2 separate regions of the Homo sapiens genome follow, and region 2 is linked to region 1. A link is a loop called in an ENCODE intact Hi-C map of the cell type or tissue named here. Cell type or tissue: Calu3. All regions are shown on one strand. Links, peaks and the distances in the headings refer to the core of each region. The heading gives the core; the rest is flanking DNA.

What was found. A loop is a pair of places that touch in the nucleus more often than their neighbours do. Peaks named below come from ENCODE experiments on the same cell type or tissue, not always from the same donor. Only the 100,000 strongest peaks of a DNase experiment are listed, where the experiment ranks them.
Region 2: it touches region 1 in a loop (7-fold over the local background); 7 of 110 quality-filtered maps call a loop at or near these places.

What each region holds. Positions count from the first base shown.
Region 1 is chr12:130,329,786-130,341,874 of GRCh38, reverse strand. It overlaps PIWIL1 (piwi like RNA-mediated gene silencing 1), which reads right to left and starts at 3,988. Exons shown (of 21, transcript NM_004764.5): 1 at 3,729-3,988. It overlaps LOC101927786 (a long non-coding RNA gene), which reads left to right and starts at 5,635. Exons shown (of 3, transcript XR_242978.5): 1 at 5,635-6,966; 2 at 8,071-8,245; 3 at 8,434-9,682. RefSeq lists an enhancer at 6,695-6,864. In Calu3, for the core only: no CTCF peak of the experiment used is centred there; a DNase peak (open chromatin) is centred at 6,164.
Region 2 is chr12:130,743,623-130,755,711 of GRCh38, reverse strand. No RefSeq gene overlaps it. Among named protein-coding and RNA genes, the nearest start is that of RIMBP2, 33 kb to the right of the region's middle. In Calu3, for the core only: a CTCF peak has its summit at 7,379 (motif pointing right); a DNase peak (open chromatin) is centred at 7,391.

The sequences.
Region 1 (12,089 bases), core at 2,720-10,719:
ATGATGGTACTAAGTGCTTCCTGTGAGCTGGGATCAGCTTTGGGCTCAGCTGTAACAATCTCTCACCCTCATCGTGGTGGTACACAATGTCATCAGGCTATTAAGGGTAGAGGCCTCAGAGCTCAACTGCCTGAACCCAACTCCTTCACATTTTAGACAACATGAGAAAACAACATAGCGTGTGACTCTTTGTCGAATGGTTGGAATAACCTACTGCACAAGTCAATGGTGAAGATCAAATGAGAACTCACACTGGCCTCTAGTGAGCAGTCAACAAACATTAGCCCTAATGGAAAGGGCAGGTAAAATTATAACTACACGTGTTAATACACGTTATTTACACACAGCTTTAAAAGCAACTTGAAGTCAGCTTCTTAGAATACTACACGAAGGCAGGATGCTAGTAGTGTTATCTTTTTCATATGAAGTAGTTAGATCTTAGGATAAATCCAAAATATCTTTGGTAGAATTCTCTAACACTTGTTGCACCTTGTTATCCACCTCTAACAAGATTTAAGCTGAAACAGAGAATTAGGAATTGGAAGGTAGGGTGGTACCAGTCTTTCACACAAACGGTAACAACCCACACATAAGTGCTTGAACTGGATGCAGAACCAAAAGACGTCCAGTGGGACTGGAAAGAGAAGGGGCAAGGGGAGTGGAGGATTTCATGTGGGCAGGGAGCAGACTGCTCAGGGTCCTGCAGACAGCTTGGATACTCAACACATGAGAAACCATCCAAGGTTCTACATAGGGGCAGGCGATGACATCATCTACCATCACTCTGCCTTAAATCACATTATCTTTTTCATCCTCTGAGTTTTAACAGCTTCTAAAATTCTTGGCTTCATGATCTTCACAGAAAGATAAATCTAATGCCATTTTTCAATTTTAAAAACCTCCGACTTCCTATTGTATTTTACAGGATTAAAGCAAATATTCATTGTATAAGACCCCTTACAATATGACTCTAAATCAGCAATTTCCAAAGGAGTTTACACAGGATAATCCGCTGAGGTGCCAGCATATTACAACTAATTTTAAATCTCATTTTAAACTGCTTTGTATTTATTTTATAATGTGCGCATCATGACAATGATTACGTATGCATGCTCGGCTTACACACGGGGCATACTGGCGCATGAAAGTCTCTTACTGATAATCTACAGGCAGCGTCCCCAGCAGCAGCAGCAGCACCACCACCACCACCACCAACCCCCCTCCCCCCACCCCCCCTCCCCCAACCACCACCACCAACCCCCACGCCCCATGGACCTGTACCGGAACCAGGCCACACAGCAGGAAGTGAGCCGCAGTGAGTGAGCAGGACAGCCTGAGCTCACCTCCTGTTAGATCAGTGGAGGCATTAGATTCTCCTAGGAGTGAGAACCCTACTGTGAAGTCGGCGTGCCAAGGGTCTGGGCTGCCTGCTCCTTATGAGAATCTAATGCCTGATAATCCGAGGTGGAACCGTTTCATCCCGAAACCATCCCTCACCGGTCCGTGGAAAAATTGTCTTCCAGGAAATCGGTCCCTGGTGCCAAAAAGACTGGGGACTGCTGATCTACAAATCAATCTGAAAGCATCCGCTTGAGACTCCAGCAAACACAACTTGCTTCCTATCACTATCAATTCCGTGACTCACCCTACACCGTGGCACACCCTCTGCTAACAAAGCCTCACCCTCCTCTGAAACCACAAGAATCCAGTGAACCGCTTAAGGACCAGCTCGCAGGCCATCCCTTGCTCCCTTCTCCGAAAGCCGTTTCCCCGGCGTGACCACGGTCACCCTACTACATGGTAACCTGTTTTCTCCCTCCCCACATCTCTGCACTCCATAGCTTCTCCAACTAGGCTGCGAATCACAATTGATGCCTTTGCACCCAGTCCGTCGCTTGACACCTTACAAACAACGGTGTGAAACAGTGATTAAAAAACAGTGACAAGCTGAACTCTCATCTCCAGCAGGAAATATTCCTAAAGCAGCACGTCAGTTCTCAAAGCCTGGTCCCTGACGGGCAGCATCTGGACTGGCTGGGAACAGAAATTACGGGGTGGGGAGCGGCTCTCAGCCCTCCCGAGTTAGAAGCCGACTGGAAGCAGCCCTCCAGCTGATTCTCATCATCTCCAGGGCCTGAAACCCACGGCGGCGCGCTGTGCTGGTCACTAAATACCTGGGGGGCTCAGCGCTCTACGTCCAGGTTTCCCAGCACAACTCTGGTTTTCAGCTTTATCTCCTTCCAGTTTCAAAACCACCTCAGTCTGGATATTGAATTCTTAAAGTCAGAAAGCAAGTGTGTGCTTCCAATAACCACACTCGCTGGAAATCACCTCTCCGATTCGCTACCAGCTCTGCCAAAGACGCTTCCACCTAACGTCCCTCCGGCGCTGAGCTCAGGACCACGCCGTGCACGTGGGAACCACCACCGCGCCACACGCCTAAAAACCGTTGAGCGGTACATTCTATGCGAGCGGGGTCTCTCTGGCCACAACTTAAAAACGAAAAGAAAAGCGCTCAGAGAACAGGCTGCGCAGGGGTGCAGCCGGCTTTGCCCTGGAGGCCGCCGGGGCTGAAGACGGCGAGAGCATCCATCCCAGGACGCCACCGCCCCGCCGCCCCTTTCCCTCCACAGGTGCCAAGGGCCGGGCCGCCAGCACCCGCGAGGACCCCCGGGCCTCGCAGAGCCCGGCCGTCGCGGTCGCCGCCTCACTTGGGGTCCTCCGGAGTTCCGTCCTCTTCCCAACGTCCGGCTCCCAAGGCTCCCGGGGGCGCAGCGCAGCGGCGGCGGACGCGGGAAGGGGCCCTCGCCCTCCGCAGAGATCGCGCCCCGCGGCCGCGTGGGTAGTGCGGGAGGTCCCGAAGGCCCTCCTGCAGAGCTCTCAGGTCCCCGCAGTCTCACGCACGGCCGCCAATGCGGAGACCTCCGCCCCCGCACCCCCGGCAACTCAGGCCTCAGCCTCTCACCCCGGCCCCTGCACCTGGGACCTCGCCCCCGCACCCCGGCCCCTGCACCCCCGCACCCCGGCCCTACAGCCCCGGCAAGTCGGGCCTCAGCGCTTCCCCCCGGCCCCGCACCCCCCACACCTGATACATCGCCCCCGCACCCCGGCCCCTGCACCCCAGGCTCCTGCATCTCCCAAACCTGGGACCTCGCCCCCGCACCCGGCTCCTGCATCCCCCGCACCTGGGACCTCGCCCCCGCACCCGGCTCCTGCATCTCCCACACCTGGGACCTCGCCCCCGCACCCGGCTCCTGCATCCCCCGCACCTGGGACCTCGCCCCCGCACCCGGCTCCTGCATCTCCCACACCTGGGACCTCGCCCCCGCACCCGGCTTCTGCATCTCCCGCACCTGGGACCTCGCCCCCGCACCCGGCTCCTGCATCTCCCACACCTGGGACCTCGCCCCCGCACCCGGCTCCTGCATCTCCCGCACCTGGGACCTCGCCCCCGCACCCGGCTCCTGCATCCCTTGCACCTGGGACCTCGCCCCCGCACCCGGCTCCTGCATCTCCCACACCTGGGACCTCGCCCCCGCACCCGGCTCCTGCATCTCCCGCACCTGGGACCTCGACCCCGCACCCGGCTCCTGCATCCCCCGCACCTGGGACCTCGCCCCCGCAACCCGGTCCCCGCACCTCGAGCCTCACCTCCACATCCCGGACCCCCAGCCGCCGCCCCCGCATCCCGGCCCCCGCACACCTAGCACCTCAGCCTGGCCCCGCACCTTGGACCGCTGCCCTCGCCCTAGTCCTGGTCCTTGCACCTCAGCCCGAGGCCAACAGCCCCAACGGCTCCCGCGGAGATCCCTCCGCGCCGCCGACCTCCCAGGACCTCCTTCGGCCCGCGCCCACCTCGCCTTCGGCGCTGGGTTCCCGAGAGAGCCAGGGACACGCGGGCAGCGAGCAACAGGCGCTCTTTTCCCGGGCGGATGAACACCGCCTCCCGGGCGCCGGCCTCGTGTCTGTACGCCATACGCCCAGTAACGGCGGAAAGCGGCGCGCGCCACGCCCTCATTGGCTGCCCCGCAAACGGCGGTTTCTGATGTGGCCGGGGCGGGACCAGAGGAGCCCCGCCCCACAGGCCCCGGCCCCGCCCCTCCAAGACCCCGTCTGGCCCCTCCCGGACACCCGGCACAGGCCCAACAAGCCAGGCCCGCCCCGCCCCACAGGCCCTGCCCCTGGCCCCCCAAGACACCGCCTGGCCCCGGACAGACACCCCGCACATGCCCTGGCCCCTCCCCATAGGCCCCGCCCCCATCCCGCCAAGACCCCGCCTGGCCCTGCCTAGACGCCACGCCCAGGCCCCCACAGGCCCCGCCCCCGCCCCACAGGCTCCGCCCCTGTCCCCCCAAGACCCCGCCTGGCCCCGCCCAGACACCCAACACGTGCCCTGCCCCCTCCCCACAGGCCCCGGCCAGCCCCACCCAGGCCCCGCCCTGTTCCTCTTCTGCTTCGCCCAGACCCCCGGCCTTCCCTGGCTTGACTCCTGCAGTTCCCCCAGTGCCAGCCCCCTGCAGGCGGACACGGGGTCGGGCCAGTTCCCTACTAGCTCGTGGAACTGGGCGGCGGCGCACGAAGTAGACCCTCCATAGACTTCGAAATGGTGCCCACGTGGGCACCGAGCGCCCTACTGTAGCAGTGGACTCGATCTTGGTCTGGCCTTTAACGTCGGAAGCTCTTTCACTCAGCACACAGAGATTTGAACTTTGACCCCAAAGAAAATAAAACTGCAATGCAAGTCTAAGGTGCCAGGAGGCCGTTACCTGGAAATTTAGCTTTCAATGACTTGTGCCTTGGGTGCATGCCAACGTGGACCGCAGGGGTTCTCAGCCTTCACCTGCGGGGGATCACCTGCAGGGCTGGTTAGGACACAGACCAGAGATTCCGGTCTGCAGGCTCCACAGGTGGGCCCCGCCGGCTGCATTTCCAAGGCATCGCAGGTGGTAGCGACCGGGTCTACGCCGAGCTAGGTGCCCTCCATAGGAGTTAATTTCCTCATGGAGGCAAAGTCAACAGCCACAAAACAACCGGAAATATTGTAAGATAGAACAGGTTTATTTGTCAAGGTGGAAGTGGGACTGAGGCTCACTAACTGCCTGACCTGTTATGTTCCATAACTATAAACATGATTGTAGGAGGTAGTAGAAATAGGGTCGCCTCTGCAGACAGGTTTTAAAACTGCATTTATACGGTAAACATAGTGCTTTTCCTTTTTTTTTTTTGTGAGACGGAGTCTCACTCTGTCGCCCAGGCTGGAGTGCAGTGGCAGGATCTTGGCTCACTGCAACCTCCGTCTCCCAGCCTCCTGAGTAGCTGCGACTACAGGCACCCACCACCATGCCCACATAATTTTGTGTTCTTTGTTTTGTTTTGAGACAGGGTCTGGCTCTGTCAGGCTGGAGTGCAATGGTGGGATCATGGCTCCCTGCAGCCTCGACCTCCTGGGCTCAGGTGATCCTCCTGCCTCAGCCTCCCCTGTAGCTGGTACTACAGGTGTGTGCCACCTGTAGTAATTTTTTTGTATTTCTTGTAGAAATACGAGAAATACACCCAGCTAATTTTTTTGTATTTCTTGTAGAAAGAGGGTTTCATCATGTTGCCCAGGCCGGTCTCAAACTTCTGGGCTCAAGTGATCCACCCATCTTGGCCTCCCAATGTGCAGGGATTACAGGCATAAGCCACAGAGCCCGGCCTACATATTGCTTATTATTCATACTTAAAAGCGCATGCCTGGGAATCGGGGGCTGGAGAGGGCTGAAGGCTCCCCAAGCCACCTTCCCAAATCCTACGTCTCATCTGTGCCATGAAAGGGGCAGGTTAGATGTCAGCGTTTCCCACACTAGCCTGAGTGTAAGCATCCACTGAGGGAACTTCCAAATAATACAGACTCCCAGATCACGCTGATTCCAGGAGGTCTGGGACGGGTGCAAGGAATTTCAAGAAGTAACATCAAGTTATTCTTATGCTCAGAGAAGGCTAATAAATTTGGGGCGAGGCCAAAAGGCGTTGGAAGCCAGTAGTTTGAAAGAAAAATAGCTTTCCAAAGGCTTTCGCTTTGTAAAAACTAAATGGTGCCTTTTGGAATACAATGTGAACATAACTTTTCCAAGGATTTAAGGTGTTGATGAGAAAGACATTCTGAGACCTGCCAGCAGATGGAGCCATAAAACAAGAAATAGATGTTTACAGCCTCAACTCGGGAGAAAAATACCGTGAATGCACCTTACACTATAGAAGTAACACTTTTCCCTCTGCTTTATTTTCTCTATATGCTAAACTCCTTACTTGCCTCTGCTAAAGAACATCGCTGGAGTGTCTTGGTGTGTGAAGTATGAAATAGTTTCTAAAGACATAAGTTGTGATATAGCAAGACAGAGGCAAAACCCCTCATTCTTCTGAGAGTGTAAACATCATGTCGCAAGAAGCTCACCTAAAATTTGAAAAGGAAAACTCAACGAAAATTTGAAAAGAAATTCAAGGAAAAAAAAATGTGACCTTTAAAATTTCCATGTTGACAGCACCACCAGGACCCCTTCTGGGATCCGTTGCTAGGTATAACTTCGTGCCTGACTCTGGAAGTTAAAAAATGAATAGTTACAGATTCTTTTTCCGGGAGCCGCCTCTAGAGGGGTGTACCCACCAGGGAAGGTGAGCAGAGTGCCACCAATCCTGTGGGTGCTCAGCGGGAGGTTGCTGAGGGATGCTTCGTGACTCAACGCTGCTGAAGCCCTGAAGGCTGATTTGGGTTTGCAGGGAACAGGAGGATCGGCATGGCGGAGCACGTTGGTCTGAGCACATGTGAGGTGTTTAGAAAACTGCAAGTCATCCAGCACGGGAGCAACGCCAGGCACAGGCAGGGGAGTCGTAGGGGATGATGCTGCAGAAGGGACAGACCGGGTTCTAGAAGTTGGCGAGCAAGGAAATGTGAGCATCTGGACTGCCGAACGCACCCTGTTAAGTGCTGTGAGTAAAACACACTCTGTCCTCCCATTGATGTGAATAAAACACACTCTGCCCTCCCGCTGATGGCCCAACAAGGGAAGCAGGGAGTGTGACAATTGGGAACGTGGATGCTGACCTGAAGGGCCAGTGGCTGCTTAGTCCTAGCCAGTTACCAGGAGAGAATGAGGGCTCAGATTTGCTGGGCCTCACATGATGGCTTTGGTTGTTGTTGTTGTTGTTTTTTTAATTGAGGTGAAATTCACATAACACTACATTAACTATTTTACAGTGAACAATTCCATGATATTTAATGCGTTCATAATGTTACGCAACCCCCCACCTCTAGTTCCAAAACATTTTCATCATCCCAAAATAAAACCGTCACTCTCCATCTCCCTCTTCCCCCCACTACCCTGGCAACCACGAATCTGCTTTCTGTCTCCTTTCCTGTTCATTTCATAGAAACGGGGTCATACACTAGGTGGCCGTTTGTGTCTGGCTTCTTTCACTCAGCGCCGTATTCTCAAGGCTCACCTACGTCGTAGCCCGTCAGAGCTTCCGTCCTCCTTACGGCTGGATCTTACTCTGCTGTTTGGACGGACCACATTTTGTTTATCCACTCATCCATTGGTGGACAGCTCAAACGTTTTTAAAGGGGAGCAGGAAACTTGGACATTTTCCGGTGCGTTTTTAGGAATGGCCACCAGTGCTCTCTAGTGTTGGGCAGAGGAGCATCCCAGGGAAGGGAAACAATGGAAGATACTCAGAGAACAGAAAAATCCCAAGTTACTTCATGTAAAGCTGAAAATATGATCTGGGTAGATTATGCTGGGGGTGACAGGGACTAGATGGAAAAGAAACTCATCATGAACCCTGCATGCTGTGTCCAGAGCTTTGGACTATATTCTGTAACCAATCAGTTTCCCAAGTTTTTAAAGCAGAAAACCACATACTCAGAGCAAGCTTTGACCTAGTTCCTTTCATTCAAGGATCTCAAAGCCCCTTTAAACCCATGATCCAGATTTTGTTTGTAAAGGAAGAGATGGAGTTGAAAAACAAGATCTAAGGCAGTTCCTATGAATCCCTTCAATGTAATTTTTCAGAGCATTTCCCTTCTCCCTTCAGACTCATGTCGTTCTGATTGGGCTGAATTGAAGAGCTGCCCAGCCTCTCCCCTGGCCCTGAGACCCCTGACCTAGAGGGACTAACTAGAGGGACGGCATGGCAATGGCAAGTGTACCCAAGACAGCATGCCCGGAGGTTTATCCAGGAATATTCATCCAGAGGGAAAGAGCAATGGGTGAGGCTGAAGTTCGTCTGTTCTCTTATATACAAAATGTGAACAAATCCTGAATATCACAGTCTGGCCACAAGGGGGATGTTTTGGGGTGGGCAGGGTGACGGAGGCAGGGGGTCCTGACTTGGCTCCCCAGGAAGTGGGTTCTGTTCTGTTCGCTTAAGCTCTCTGCATTCTTTTTTCCACGCTAGACGATGAGCATGTTGGACCAGATGGGCACGTGTCCAAGTGCACCCTATGGAATGTATCAGCATCGGCCTCGCCTGGAAGCCTGATAGAAATGCAGATTCCCAGGCCCTGCCCAGGCCTGCTGTATCCGGATCTCTTGGTGGTGGAGCCCAGGGATCTGCATGTCACGAGCTTGCTCAGAGTATCTGTGAACTGAGTTCAATCCACAGCCCTCTACTCCAATGCTAGCCAGACCCTGGGGCCATTGCCTCTCCCCCCACATGCCCCTCCATACTGTCAGCACCTCTGCATTGTGGCCTTTCTGCCACCCCCAACCGACTTGGGGATCCCAACCACCCACACCCAGGGGCCTGCACCAGACTGCAGAGTGTTGCCTGAGGGGACACAGTCCACAGTCATCCTTTTCTCCTCTCCTTCCCAGTTAATTCCATTTTCCACGCCTCTCATGGCGATTCCTGATCTTCACAGGCCCCAGAGCCTCTGACCCTGGTGTTCCCCCTGAGAAAATGAGGCCAGGGTTTGTGAGCTGCCCATGCCACACCTGTGCCTGCCTCATCATGTGGAGTCCCTTTAGCTCAGCTCTAGGGTCCCCCTTCTTGCTTCCTCAAAGATCCTCCTCTCTCCCAAGTTCCTCTTCTTCTTCTCAATACTTCTCTCTTCTGGGGCTTCCTCCTTGACACGTCAATGTTGTCTAGCTGTCTTCATCAATTTTCTTTATTATTTTATTTGTATATATTGTATTTTATTTTAAGACAGAGTCTTGCTGTGTCAGCCAGCCTGGAGTTCAGTGGTGCAGTCATAGCTCACTGCAGCCGCGACCTCCTGGGCTCCTGTCTCTTGAGTAGCTGGGACAACAGGCATGGGCTACTACAGCTGGCTAATATTTTCTTTTTACTTTTTAAGAGACAGGGTCTTACTAGTCATCCTCGTCTTTAAGAACGAAGCAAAACAAGGGTCTCGAAGAGATATTTGTACCCACTGTTCATAGCAGCATTGTTAAAGAGTTAATATGTGGACCCAACCCAAGTGTGTTTCCATTGATGAATAATGAGCAGAACGGGGTCATCCGTGCAGTGGGTATTACCAGCCTTAGAAAGGACGGGAATCCCGACGCACCCTGCAACATGGATGAACCTAGAGGACATTAAGCTCAGCGAAGTAAGCCAGTGACGAACAGACAAATATCATTCCACTTCTAAGAGGCACTTAGTGTTGTCAAAGTCAAGGACAGACAGTAAAGCAGGGTTGCTGGGGCTGGGGGAGGGGAACGGGGTTGGTGTTTGATGGGGACAGTGTTTCAGTTTTGCAAGATGGAAGGAGCTCTGGTGTTGGTGGTGGTTGTCTGACATTACGACATTATGAATGTATTTCATACCATTGCGCTGTACACATAAAAAGGATTAAAATGGCAAATTTTATGTTCTGTGTATTTTGCCACCATAAAAACAGTTGGGGGGGAGAAAAAGAAGTAAAACAAAAATGAATCCCTACGGCTCCTCCTTTCCTCTTTTCCCTCCAGAGTCCATCTCCTTGAAAGAATGGTTTCTTAGGCCCCACGTCCACATCTTGCCCTCCCACAGTGTGGTTTTGATTCTCAGAGGCCTCCGTGGGCTCCAGAACCCTCTTGGTTTCTAATCCCAGTGGCTCCTTTCAGACAACCTGTCTTCCCTGGGACACATGAGTGTTGCTCAGCCTGCCCTATCCATCTCAGCACCATCCCCCTTGCCCTCTGTGATACGGCTTTCTTCCTCCAGCTATAGCCAGTCATTGCAGCTACCCACAGGAGTTTGCCCTTCTCCCGCCTCCTCATGCATACGCACTGACAAAGCGGCTCTCCAAGTCCAAGTGTGGCTTGGAGCTCCAGCAGCACCGAGACCTGTTGGACATGCAACTCCTTGCCTCCCAGCCCTGACCTGCTGAATCCAAAACCCTGGGGCTGAGCCAGCCGTGTGTGTTGCCAACCACGTTGGTTCCAGTCCATTCGGGTTCACCCTGCAGTCGAGAACCACTGGGCTAAGCGAGCTCACCCTCGGAGCTCAGGAGTGACACTCAACATCCTCCCGCTGTCAGGATTCTCAGGCCTCTGCAGCTGAGCGGCCCTGGACGACTCTGGCCCGTGTTAGCCCCTGCAGTTTATATGCGCATCTCCCAGCGGCCCTGGCCCTCCCCTCCTAGCACTAGGCCCGGTTGCTTTGCCAGTGGCCTCTAGAGCAAGACATGGAAGGTCACCGCAGGAGGCAAAGGGAGAGCTTCTTAGAACAAAGTTGATTCTAAAAATAAGAAAATAAGTTGAGCTGTAATATATGTAAGATGCGGGGGACGCCCGTACCCTCCTTTGGTTCCTGCGTCTTGTGCATAATGGCTGTGTCCAGGGTGGAGGGTGGGAGCCCCACCGCATGGCGGGGTTGGTAGCCCCCATCTCTGACTCGTAGCCAGCCTCTGGTGACCTGCTGTGGCCTGGTGGGCCCCGTCAGCAGCGGCTGGGATTACTAACCCAACTCTCTCTAGACCAACCTTCACAAAAAGAAATGGTTGGAAAAGATTCCTCTGCAAAGAAATAACGGGTGGGGGGACATACGGAAAATGCAAACATCAGCAAACCCCAAGAAATGGTTAGAGCTGATACCTGCATTTCTTTCTACTCCTCCTGCAAGCTTTCGGCAGATGGAAAGGCTGAGTTATTTTCATTTCACACAGTTAAACGGAAAAGAAATAAGTATCACTCATAATTATGGTAGTGAGAAAAAGTTCTTACCAAATGAAAATGTTTATTTAATTCACTGTTATTTTATTTTTAATCTTTAATTAGTGGTGTATTTTATTATGTGCCTAATACTGTGGCATGTTGCAAATAGGTATAGTGGCATACTGCAACTAAATATAAATATATTGGATGCTCATGCTCAAAACTTTCTGTTCTGGTTGCATGATCAGAAGTATTTGGGGATTGCTAGGCTGCCAGGTCAAACCCACGTTCTGTGGTGTGGCTTGGCCCCCCTCCATCGGCCTGTCCGACTTTGCTCCTTTCCCAGGCTCTCCCCAAATCTGGATTCCAAGCTCCTGCCATAGAGAGCTTCGAAATTCAGCTCCTGGGCGCTTCCTCCATGAGGTTTTCTTTCCTTCATTTCCCTCTCTGTGGATCAGCATCCCTGCAGTGAGGGCCTCTCCTCTGTGGTTTTACCTTACCAGCCTTTCTATGTCTCTCCAATAGCATTTATCACACCACAATTGTAAGTAAACACGTACTTAACCCGTTTCCTTCATTATTGGGAAAACACGTTGAGGACAGAATCCTGGTCTTACTCAACATTGCGTCTGGTTCCTGGCATTCCGAGGGTCTCAGGAAATATTTCTTGAATACTTGAATGTACATAATAGTGTTCAGCTTTATGCAACACCTTTGCACGACAAAGTATTCACACTTTGTCCATTTCCATTCTTGTGTACCTCTCAGAACTCAGGCCAAGGGCAAAGTCACTGGCCTTTGGCATTCTTAATTTTTATATACCTGTTGTGTTCATTTCTTCTTCAAATATTGCATCCTTCTCTCTGACCATTTCCTCCCCAAGAGCTGTGTAGTTTTGTTTTGGAGTGGCCATAACTACTGGCTGTTATGCCCAAATTAGTTTGAACACAGTTTCCTGGCACCAGAGACACC
Region 2 (12,089 bases), core at 2,562-10,561, 410 kb before region 1:
CAGCAGGCTAGGTGCCAGAAGGAAGCTGTCCTGGGGTTAAATGCTGGCCAAGGCTATTACTGAAATGGGTAACTCACATTCAGATGATGGAATCTGGCTGCATTTAGTGAGCTCTTGCATGTGTATATTTTTATGCCATATACTGCACTTCCTTAAACTCAAGGTATTTGATGCACTTCACGTAGTGGTTCTCAGCAGGGAGGCTGCAGCTAGACTGCTGTCATTTAAATACAGTGTCTGCCACTCACTAGCTGTGTGGCCTAGCACTGGGCTTGGGGTGAGGGGAGTGAGGTGCCAGGGGCAGTGCACGTGCAGGCAGACCCCTGAGCAGGGTGCCTTCTTAAATTCCCGGCCCCAGGCGCTTCACTTGCCTCGTCACAGTCCCAGCCCTGGAGTGACCCGGAGCCTTGTTTAGCTCTATACCTCAGTCTCTTCATCTGTGAAAGGGGGGTGACTGTGACACCCACCCCATAGTGTTCCAATGTTGGGGATAGCTGAATTAAAAGGCTGGAGGTATTTAGGATGGCTCCTGGCACACGGCAGGCGCTGGGCGAGCATCAGCTGTCACTCAACACACACAGAGGCTGCTTTCTCAAGGGCAGGAAGCAGGGGACCTTGAAGCTTTTCCTTCTGGTGGTTCTGGAGTTTCCATGCATGTGCTACTTGGAAGCCACTGACTTTCAACATCAAGCTCCTGCTGCACCCATTTTCTGGGGCTGGCCTGGTGCTTGGGAGCCTCATTCTTGCCTTGCCAGGGTCTGCCTGCTGGACTGGCCACTGGTAGGCTAGAGGAGGCTGCAAGGATGAGTGGAAGGGAGGACCTGTTGCCCTGCTTCCCTCTGGTTCCTGCTTTACTTCCTGTTCCTGCCTCATTTCCTGCTCCTGCTTTCCTTTCTGTTCCTGCCTCACTTCCTGCTTCTGCTTTACTTCCTATTCCTGCCTCTTTCTGGCTCCTGCTTTACTTCCTTTTCCCCCTTTAGTTTCTGCTCCTGCTTTACTTCCTGTTCCTGTTGTGCTTGCTGCTCTGCTTTCCTTTCCTGCTTTACTTCCTGCTCCTTTGCTTCCTGCTCCTGCCTCACTTCCTGTTCATTCACTTCCTGCTTCTGGTTTACTTCCTGTTCCTGCCTCACTTCCTGCTCATTTGGTTCCTGCTTCTGCTGCTTGTTCCTGCCTCACTTCCTGCTCCTGCTTTACTTCCTGCTCCTTTGCTTCCTGTTCCTGCTTCACTTCTGATTCCTACTTTGCTTCCTGCTTCTGCTTGGCTTCCAGTCTCGCCCTTCAGCTCCCACTCCTCATCCTGCTCCTGCCACTGCTGCCCCACAGCATGACTTCCTGTTGGTGGCAGGTGGGCTTGACCTTAGGACTTTAGCACCCAGAATGGGGAAATAGGCAGGAGAAAGGGGTCTCCTAGAAAGGCGGAAGGCGGGGACTCTGTGGCTGTGGGAATGTGGGGATGCCAGGAGCCTCCTACCCTGCTGGTGGGAGTGAAAAATGGTGCAGCCACTTTGGAAAACTATTTGGCAGCTTCTTAAAGAGTTCAACAGAGTCTTACCATGTGACCCAGCAGTTCTCCTCCTAAGTATTAAACTAGGAGAATGAAAAACCTACCTTCACACAAAGGCTTTCTACAGATGTTCCTCATAGCATTATTCCTAATTACTATAGAAACTTCAAACGGCCTGGATGGCCATCCGCAGGTGCCCACCTGAGCAAGTGTGGCCCATGCGCCCTGGGACTCACTGCCCCGCTGTCAGAGAGTATGCGCTGCAGCTTCACGCCACAGCAGGCATGGCCTCCGAAATAGTGCCTGACATGGAAGAAGCCAGATGACACTGCAAGACTTCATGGATAGGAAATTTCTGGGAGAGGCAAAACGGTAGAGACAAAAAGTAGATCCGTGGTTCCCTGAGGATGCGGGTGGGGATTGACTGCCAGGGGTACAGTGAAGCTTTCTGGACTGATGTGGCTGCCTTAGAACTGGATTTTGGTGATGGTTGCTTAATTATACGTTTACTAAAAGCCATCCAATGCCATCTTTACCATGGGTCAACTGTATATTCATTATAATCCTATAAAGCTGCTTTTAATAAAATCATTGTCCAAATATTTAAGGTGGTGGATATCCCAGTTACACTGATTTGATCTTTATAAATGATATGAATAAAATGATCACATGAACCCCCCACATATGTACACCTGCTATGTATCAGTTAAAAAAAAAAAACAGTGCCTGGCCAACATGGTGAAACCCCGTCTCTACTAAAAATACAAAAAATTAGCCGGGTGTGGTGGCACACGCCTGTAATCCCAGCTATTTGGGAGGCTGAGGCAGGAGAATTGCTTGAACCCAGGAGCTGTAGGTTGCAGTGAGCCGAGAATGCACCACTGCACTCCAGCCTAGGGGTCAGAGCAAGACTACCTCTCAAAGAAAAAAACAAAAAAACAAATAAAAAGCAGTGATTGTCCCCTTCTCCGTGCAGGACTTGGGACCGGGACCTGCCCTCTCACGGGCGTTTGGGGTGTTCTGTGTTCGCTCCTGCAGGCCTGCGGAGCATGGGGTGAGCAGCAGAGAGCGCTCTGCCACAGCTCCCAGGAGAAGCTCGCGCCCAGCTGTGGATGCGGCTGCTTTGTCTCTGTGGCAACTGTTTTCTTAAAAACCTTGGGTCAATAGAATCTGTGTCAATCAAATCCCATTTTCTCCTTGACCTACGTGACCCCTTAAGAGCTGTGTACGGTGCTGCTGAAGAGCGGCCTCGGGGACTTAAGGCCTGGAAATCCAGCGTGTAGGAGTGATCCGCACACAATGGCACCTGTAGGGCGTTGCTCTGGGGCATCCCTGCAGAGAGTGCTTTTGTGAGATGGAGACCATTCAGGCCCCGTGGAGGATCCCAGACAGCAGGGGGCTCTGGTGGTCCACGGGTGGGATGAGCCCGCCGGCCTGTGCTTTCCTGCACAAGGGCCTCCTGAGGGGAGGACTCCAGGGAGTTTCCCACAATGCCCAGCAGCTCTGAGTAATCCTCCTGGGATGGGAGAGAGGGAGCACACGGAAGAGAATTCCTAGGTGACCGTGGCAGGGACAAACGGCTCAGCAGGTGGCTTGTCCGGAAGTGCTGTGGGAGTCTGAGCTCTGGTGGAATCCCAAGATTAAAAAACAATAATAAGAAGAAAACAGGCTGGGCACGGTGGCTCAGGCCTGTAATCTCATCACTTTGGGAGGCCGAGGCGGACAGATCACCTGAGGTCAGAAGTTCAAGACCAGCCTGGCTAACGTGGGGAAACCCCGTCTCTACTAAAAATACAAAAATTAGCTGGGTGTGATGGCACACACCTGTAATCCCAGCTACTCAGGAGGCTGAGGTAGGAGAATCGCTTGAACCCGGGAGATGGAGGTTGCAGTGAGCCGAGATCGCGTCACTGCACTCCAGCCTGGGAGACAGAGCGAGTCTCCGTCTCAAAATAAAATAAATAAATAAATAAATAAATAAATAAATAAAAGCAAACCCACTGTGCTAAAGGAATGTAACAATGCCCTGACAGTCATCTCGCTAAGCCTCTCTTGATAAGATGAGGCTGGCCAGGTAGTGAAAGGGTTTAGACCTGGTTGGAAAGCGACTGTGTCTACATGAAATGGGGGTTATTTTATCCTCAGGCTGCTGCGGCATCCACATGCCTGCTCTGAGGTGGCGGGACACGGTTCGTGACCAGCTGAACTGAGGGTGGGGTGGGAGGACTGAAGGTTTGGAAGCTGTGAGGATAATGATGGCACTGGCTTTGATCTTGTTAACTGTGAGATGCTGCTCAGACACATTGGGGTGAGGTCTGTGGCCAGCTTTCACTATGGGTGTGGACAGAGAAGGGGTTTGAGTTGGAGACAGACGGGAAAGTTATCAGGGGGAAGTGACGGCCGACCACCTGAGAGTGGTTTCACTTCCTGGAGGATACACATTTACATATATTAAAAAAAGAGCTGAGTGCCAGACCCTGTAAAAACAATCTGAAAATCAGTCAAAGAAGACAGATCTAGCTAAAAAGACGGAGAAATCCACGTGGCCAGAGTAAATAAATGAAACAATGCAATGAAAGCAGCTCTTCTCATCAACAATTTTTATGGCAATTTTGAAACATCTAAGAAGGGGGAAAGAATTGTTCTGTAACACGGACGAACCACCATCTGGATTCTGCGGTTAGCATTTGGCAGCATCCATCATCTCACCGTCACTCTCTCCATCATGGAATCCGTCGTAGTAGTCTTTAACCAAAAGCAGCTTTTAAAATTCTGAAATTGAATTATAGACTCAATTCTAACTTTCAATTACACAATTGAAAGTTACGTCGGCATCCTAAAGTCCCTTCCACTCCATAGGGTAATATTTAGATCAAATCTTCCTAATGGTAAATGTCCTAGAAGCCAGTGCAGCTCACAAATAAAGAATCTCATTTCAAGAGAGCAACTGTGAACTCAGGGTAATGAAATCTGTCCAAATACACAGGTGATTGAAAAAGCGTGCCAACCTTTCATTGTATGAATGGAGAATACCTTGGGCCTCTTCAAGCTGGGACCATGCAGGGCAAACCTGCCTCCCATTCTATTCAAAGTCACCCCTCTGCTCAGAGATAGATGTATATTCTGATTGCCTCTTTTGGAAAGACTTATCAGAAACTCAAAAGAATGCAACCATCTGTCTCTCACCTACCTGTCACCTGGAAGCCCCCAGTGTAGGGGACTTGCTTTGAGTTGTCCCCACCTTTCTCTACAGAACCAATGTACTTCTTACATGTATTGATTGGCATCTCATGTGTCCCTAAAATGTATAAAGCCAAGCTGTGCCCCGACCACCTTGGGCATGTGTCATCAGGACCTCCTGAGGCTGGGGCATGGGTGGGTCCTCAACCTTGGCAAAATAAACTTTCTAAATTAACTGAGATCTGTCTCAAATTTTCAGGGTTCACAGTTAGTTAAACATGGGACGATCGAGGTAGCCAATACTCATGTGTGCAAGGCACTGTTCTCAGCGCCGTTCACGGATTCCCTTATTTCAGGTTCATACAAACCTACGCAAACCAAAAATAAAATTCTAAGGCCCCCAGCCTTCTGAATGGGCCCTTCCTCTCGCCTAAGGGCATTCCAAATTGAACCTGAAAAACTAGTTCAGGGCATGATGGAAAGCGCAGGTCAGTCATGCCTCATTTTCCTATCCTACCTTTTTTTTTCTGAGATGGAGTCTTGCTCTGTCACCCAGGCTGGTGCAATCTAGACTCACTGCAACCTCTGCCTCCTGGGTTCAAGTGATTCATGTGGCCTCAGCCTCCCAGGTAGCTGGGATTACAGGTGTGCACCACCATGCCCAGCTAAATTTTGTATTTTTAGTAGAGATGGGGTTTCACCATGTTGGCTAGGCTGGTGTTGAACTCCTGACCTCAAGTGATCCTCCTGCCTCAGCCTCCTAAAGTGCTGGGATTACAGGCGTGAGCCACTGCGCCTGGCCTTCCTCTCCTTCCTTTTGGAACTCAGGAAAAGCTGATTAGCATTTAACATCAACGCAGACCCTAAGTCTGAAAAGAAACATTTACAGTCTATTTTCTCTGAAGTCTGCTACCTGGAGGCCTCATCGGCATCATGAAACCTTGCTCTCCACAACCCCTTATTGTAACCCAGACATTTATTTCTATTGATAGTAATGCTTTCAACCTGTGAACCTAGAACATTTGACGGAGGTCTCAGTTACTATTTAGAAAGTTTATTTTGCCAAGGTTGAAGACACACACCCATGACCCAGCCTCAGGAAGTCCTGATGACATGTGCCCAAGGTGGTCGGGCACAGGTTGGTTTTACACATTTTAGGGAGACATGAGACGTCAATCAATATATGTAGGAAGTACACTGGTTCGGTCTGGAAAGGTGGGACAACTGGAAGCAAAGGCAGGAAGACTCGAAGCTGGGAGGGGACTTCCAGGTCACTGGTAGGTGAGACACAAATGGTTGTATTCTTTTGAGTTTCTGATGAGCTTTGCCAGTGGAGGCAGATCAGATATGTGTCTATCTCAGTGAGCAGAGGGATGACTTTGAATAGAATGGGAGGCAGATTTGCCCTCAGCAGTTCTTAGCTTGAGTTTTCTTTAGTGATTTTGGGGGCCCAAGATATTTTCCTTTCACAAACCAACTGCTAATCAGAAAATTTTAAATTTACATTTGACCTGGAAGCCCCACCCCTGCTTTGAGTTGTCCCACCCTTGCAGATGGAACCAATGTAAATCTTACATGTATTTGGTGGAGGTCTCGTGTCTCCCTTAATATGCATAAAAGTAGGCTGTGCCCCCACCACCTGGGGCACAGGTTCTCAGCACCCCCTGAGGGCTGTGTCACGGGTCATGGTCATTCATATTTGGCTCAGAATAAGCTTCGAATATTTTACAGAGTCCGACTCTTCGTCGATACCTGTGGGGCATCAGCGCTCTCATCATTCCGTTTTATGGATGAAGAAACTGAGGCCCAGAGAGTTTAGGTGACCTGCCCAGGGTCCCACAGCTGGTCAGGGGCCATGCTGGGATTTCACCAGAGCCCAGATCTCTGGCACCTGTCAGCACACCATGCTGCCTCCCAGACAAAGCAAAGAGGTGCCATCTTAAACCCTCCAAGTTAGCCGCGATCTGTAAAAAAGGATGATGCTTCCTGTTGGCAGGGATGCAGCGAGAGAGGCCTGCCCACAGGAATGTAAATCGGTGCATCCCGGAAGGCTGTTTGGCAACATGACCCAAGAGCCATGAAATGCGTGTGTCGACTGATCCAGGCATTTTGTTCCCAGGAATAAATGGCCATGAAACAATGCAAGAGGTGGAGCCAATGTCCTATCCAGGGGTATTCGCCGGAGAATTTGACGAGTGAGGCACCAAGCAGCAGAAGATGCTTATTGTATACATTATGAAATGCTCCTGTAATAGTAATGTTCACAGGTCACGATTTAAAGAAAAATTTATATGATGAGAAAGTGTTTACTCTGTAGAACACATCAGGTTACAAAACAGAATTTAGGAAAACAAAATAAAATCACAACCGTCTTCATCTACTGTTATATGTGTATACAAATACACGTAATTATAATGTATGTATAGTCCATAAAATAATAACATAAAATACATTGGAAAGGTAGGTCCCAAAAATACCAGCAACGGTTATTTCAAAGAAGGGCTTTTTGGGGTGGACTTGACATTTTGCTTTGGGCTTTTTTGTGTCTTCTGCAAGGGGCATGCATTACTGTATTACCTTAGGCATCTGAATGCTATCCTTCCATTCTCATAGTGGTAGTTACAGAAGAGGCTGCAGTCAGCTCAAACGCTTCCCTTTTTTATTGCGGGTGCAGAGGCTTCGAGGGAGAGGGAAAGCTGTCAGTAGGTGGCGCCAGAGGGTGGCAGTTGTCTCAGGCTGCGTCAGGGCTGGTGCGAGCCAGCCTGGCCTTAAAGTGAAGCCCCTGGTTCTCTGCCATCCCATGTGCAACTGGTGATTTTGCAATTTCTGCATGTGTGTGGGGCCTGGCTCCCCTGTGGCTGGAGGCCTGCATGGAGCAGGGGGCATGCCAAGCTAGACAGTGACAAATTACTACCATCGAGGGCACCTAAGCACACCTTGGGCTCTATAAAGCACAGCCAGAGCCAAGTGCTGCCCTTAAAAATCAGATAATCTCAGGCGGTTGTGAAGCAAAGTGAAAACAGGAAAATGCAAGGGGCGGAGAAGCTGTCGGTGGAGAGAGAAACAGTGGAGAGTTCTGCCAAGAAGCTTATGCAGCTTTTTCCTCTGAGGGGACAGAGAGGCTGGGAGAGTGGAGAGCTGACCCTGTTGGTCTAAACCCTTTCCTATGGAGGGAGCAGGAGTGAAAATAGCAACCCTGAGGACACGGATACTTTAGGTCAGTGTAGCAGTTGAGAGACTTTGACCTGGACATAGAAGCCAGAGATGTATGGGTTCAGGCTCTCAGAAAAAATGGAGTCAGTTTCTCCCTCCATTAATGAGAATAGATAAACCCAGCTCAGCTAAATTCTTTTTTTTTTTTCTGTTGCCAGGCTGGAGTGCAGTGGCACGATCTCAGCTCACTGCAACCTCTGCCTCCCAGGTTCAAGCAATTCCCCTGCCTCAGCCTCCCGAGTAGCTGGGAGTACAGGCGCCCGCCACCACACCCCACTAATTTTTGTATTTTAGTAGAGACAGTGTTTCACCCTGTTGGCCAGGATGGTCTCCATCTCCTGACTTCATGATCTGCCTGCCTCGGCCTCCCAAAGTGCTGGGACTACAGGTGTGAGCCACTGTGCCCGGCCAGCTCAGCTAAATTCCAAAAGTGTTTATTGACTACCTTGGAAATGATCATAATGATGATAATAGTAATTACAATTGCCACCAACATTTATGAAACCCTTACTGTGTTAAGTACTTAACATGGGTTATTGCATTTAAGCCCCACCATGGTCCAGCAGGTGGATATGACTGCCATCATCCCCGAATTACACATGAGGGCACTGAAGCTTAAAGAGGTGAAACAACTTTTCCAAGGTCACCCGTGGCTAGGTCTTATTGCACACTTAATAGGAGCCAAGGAGAGTGAGTCACGATAGGGCAGGTTATGCTGCTGTAACAAACACATTGAAAACCTCAGTGGTTGAAAAATATGTTTATTTCTCAATCATGTTATATGTCCATTATATGTCATCAAGAGGGCTCTGCTTGTTGTAGTTCCTAGGGGTCTGGGTGGAAGGAAGCTCCATCTGAAAGCATTTTTCCATGTGGGTAGAGACAAGGAAAAGATCATGGTAAACCACACATGGACTCCTAGAGCGCCTCACCTGAAGTGACATGCACACCAATGACTGCTCACAGTGTGTTGGCCGGAGCAGGTGCCATGGCTCTGCTTCAGTCAGTAGAGGGGGATGGGCACGAATATGTTCCTCTTGCAAGAAAGGGAACCAAGTATCTGGTTTCCTTATTCTCCATAGCAGGGGTCCCCACTCTAGCCACAGAGTGGTGCCATTAGGAACCGCACCACACGGCAGGAGGTGAGTGGTGGACGAGCGTGACCACCTGAGCTCCGCCCCCTGTCAGGCCAGCAGCAGCATTAGATTCTCATAGCAGCTCAAACCCTGTTGTGAACTGTGCGTGTGAGGGGTCTAGGTTGCCTGCTCCTTAGGAGAATCCAATGCCTGATGATCTGAGGTGGAACCCCTCCCCACCTCGGTCTGTGGGAAAAACCGTCTTCCATGAAACCGGTCTCAGGTGCCAAAAGTTTGGGGACGGCTGCTCTCTGGCTCCTATTAACGTGCATTGGTTTGGAAAAAGTGCATTATTTTATTTGATTTTACAACACGCTGTGTCAGGCGTTATTATTATTTTTGTTTTATGCAAGAGAAAACAGAGTTTCTGTAGCACACCCGGCTCACATGGCTACTAAGTGGAGCAGGTATGATTCAACCTTAGCTCTGTTCCAGCCTCAAAGCCCAGTTCTTCAAAAACAGTTATATCCCATGGCGGGGAGGGGGTCTCAGTAGATATGTTCCAGGAAGAGTACGCTTCTTGGTTTATAAAATAAGATATGATATTAAATATTTGGTATTTAAATATTGCATTTAAATATTCGTATATATTTAAATACAATTTAAACATTACATTTAAATATTCATGTATATTTAAATACAATTTAAAAATTGCATTTAAATCTTTGTGTATATATTGTTCCATTATTTAAATATTGTATTTAAATATTGTACATGGTATATGTATGTTATATGTACATACATGTGTATATACACATATCCACATATATACACATATATGTATATGTAACATGTGTATATATACATATACATATATATAACATATACAATATTGAATATTATATATATATGATATACATATATCACTTCTCAGGAATGTGTTTAAAGAGAAAATGTAAATTTTGGGTCCCTAAGTTCAACACAATATTTTAAACAAAATGATAAGTGGACAAAATCTCAACTCACACTCAACATGCAATGGGTAGAGCCTTGAAATCTTGTGTAGATATTTTGAAAAGGTCACCCAGTGTCAGCAAAAGAACCGGGCATCTCACCAGGCATCTCAGACGTTATGGCACTAAGGGAGAAATCCTGGAGCTACCGCATTCAAAACGACGGTTTGTAACAATCTCATGAATTGCTTGATGGCCAGGGAGTGATGTTCTGAGATTTCTACCTACTAACACAACAACGCGTTGTGTATATTTAGGGCATGTACTGGTTTTCAGTTATGTTTTAGGAAATTGGGTGGCACGTTTGGGTTTATGTGTAGCATGGAATAGCTTAGTAATAGAAAGAAACTAGGATTCTGGAGAGGACTTTCACAAAGAAATTCCGATATTTTGGGAAGAGATTGTTGAGGTACTAAATGAGAGATGAATAGTGGAATCAAGTATGTGGTACAGTTGAAAAATACTACAAATTCTTGAGTCCCTGACATCAAGACATAGAATGGGAAATAAGACCTACGCACCTGTCTGTGTGTGCACAGGTATGCATGTGTGTGCACATATGCTTATGTTCAGATGGAGGCTGTCCGTCTGAACTTAAAAAATAAGGACTAATCAAAATATCCTCCAGGGACTCTAAGAAATAACCGAGACAGGGGTTGGGGTGGCCTAAGAGACTCTGTTATGTACGCTGTGGTAATAAACCTGTGAACAGCACATTGCTATGTTAATTCACACTTGTAGACATGTTGGCAACACATACGGATATTTAGTCTTTGGAAGACTCTGGGGAAATCTCCTGTGTGAAGCATAAAACCCCTAGCATTACCATAAAATGATGTTTCTTCTTTCCAATTATACTGGGCTTTTTGGAATCGTCGTCTCTTAACTTAAAGGATTATCTTTCAGCGGTAGAATATTCGATCTTTGAGCAATAGGTTGTTGCATGAGATGTATTTACACCAAGATTTCATCCTGGCCCTTTCACTGGTACCATTCTTTCTTTAGCTGCTTCTGCCCCAAGAGTCTTATCGTCCTCTCATTCCAGTGTTGTGTATTTTAGTTGCTGTTGTTTCTGGATCATGCATTAAGCAGTAAGCATGATATTGACAGTTTTCTGTGTCCTTTCCTGAGGTGGGCTGGAGAGGATCTGTTCCTGGAACTAGATTTCCTTTCTGGATCTGTTGACAAATGAATCTCACACACAACTTCTCTGCTGGCATCAGCATTTGCTATTCCCCATGGAGTCCAGGGTTCATAGCTTTTCTGGGCATGAACCCTATGATCTATCAGCCAACTGGACAAACAGACCAGGCAGAAGAGCTGCTCGCAAAGCCAGAAACGTGTGCATGAGCTGCTGGGTGGCTCAGGGAAGGTGGGCTGGAGCAGCTTGGCGCTTAGTTACCAGTCTCGTGGAGACCCTCGCTGGTGTTTTAAACATCCTTCCTGCTGGGCTCACCTCTTAAACACATCAGCAGTATCTCAGTAGCGAAGTAGATGTGGAGGACGCTGACTCTGGGAAGGAGAGGAGGAGTGGTCAGCCTCATGCAGAGCCTTCCCCCAGTGGGAATGTCACCTGAATTAGGGCCTAAGAGCTGCTCATATTTTAACTGAAAACTACCTTGTGGGGAGAAGGACAGGAAGAAACCCTAAGAAAATATAGTGCGGTCTATTTTACTACAACTATATCTGGAGCTTAAAATGAAAAGGAAGAAAATTGTTACATTCGTTTAAAATGGGTTTGAGCAAAGCAATAGAATACATGGCTAACAGTGGCTTAACACATAGGGCTTTGTTTTTCTCACAAGAGGAGGGGTTTGAATATGGTCAACTGAGAGCAAGGATTCAATGCATCGAGGATGCCTGGCTGTCGTTCTTATGATTCTCTGGGCCTTTGCCTCGTGGTTGAAGGATGGCTGCCACAGCTCCAGCCATCACATCTGAATTCAGAATGGGAAGCAGGAGAATGAGGAATGAGGGATAACACTAATTTCATTTGTTTCCTCTTATAAGGAAAGCCAGCACTTTCCCAGAACTCTCTCCTCTCTATGCCCGTCAGATTTTTGCTTAGACCTCATTGGCCAGAAGAGTGTAACACAGCTACCT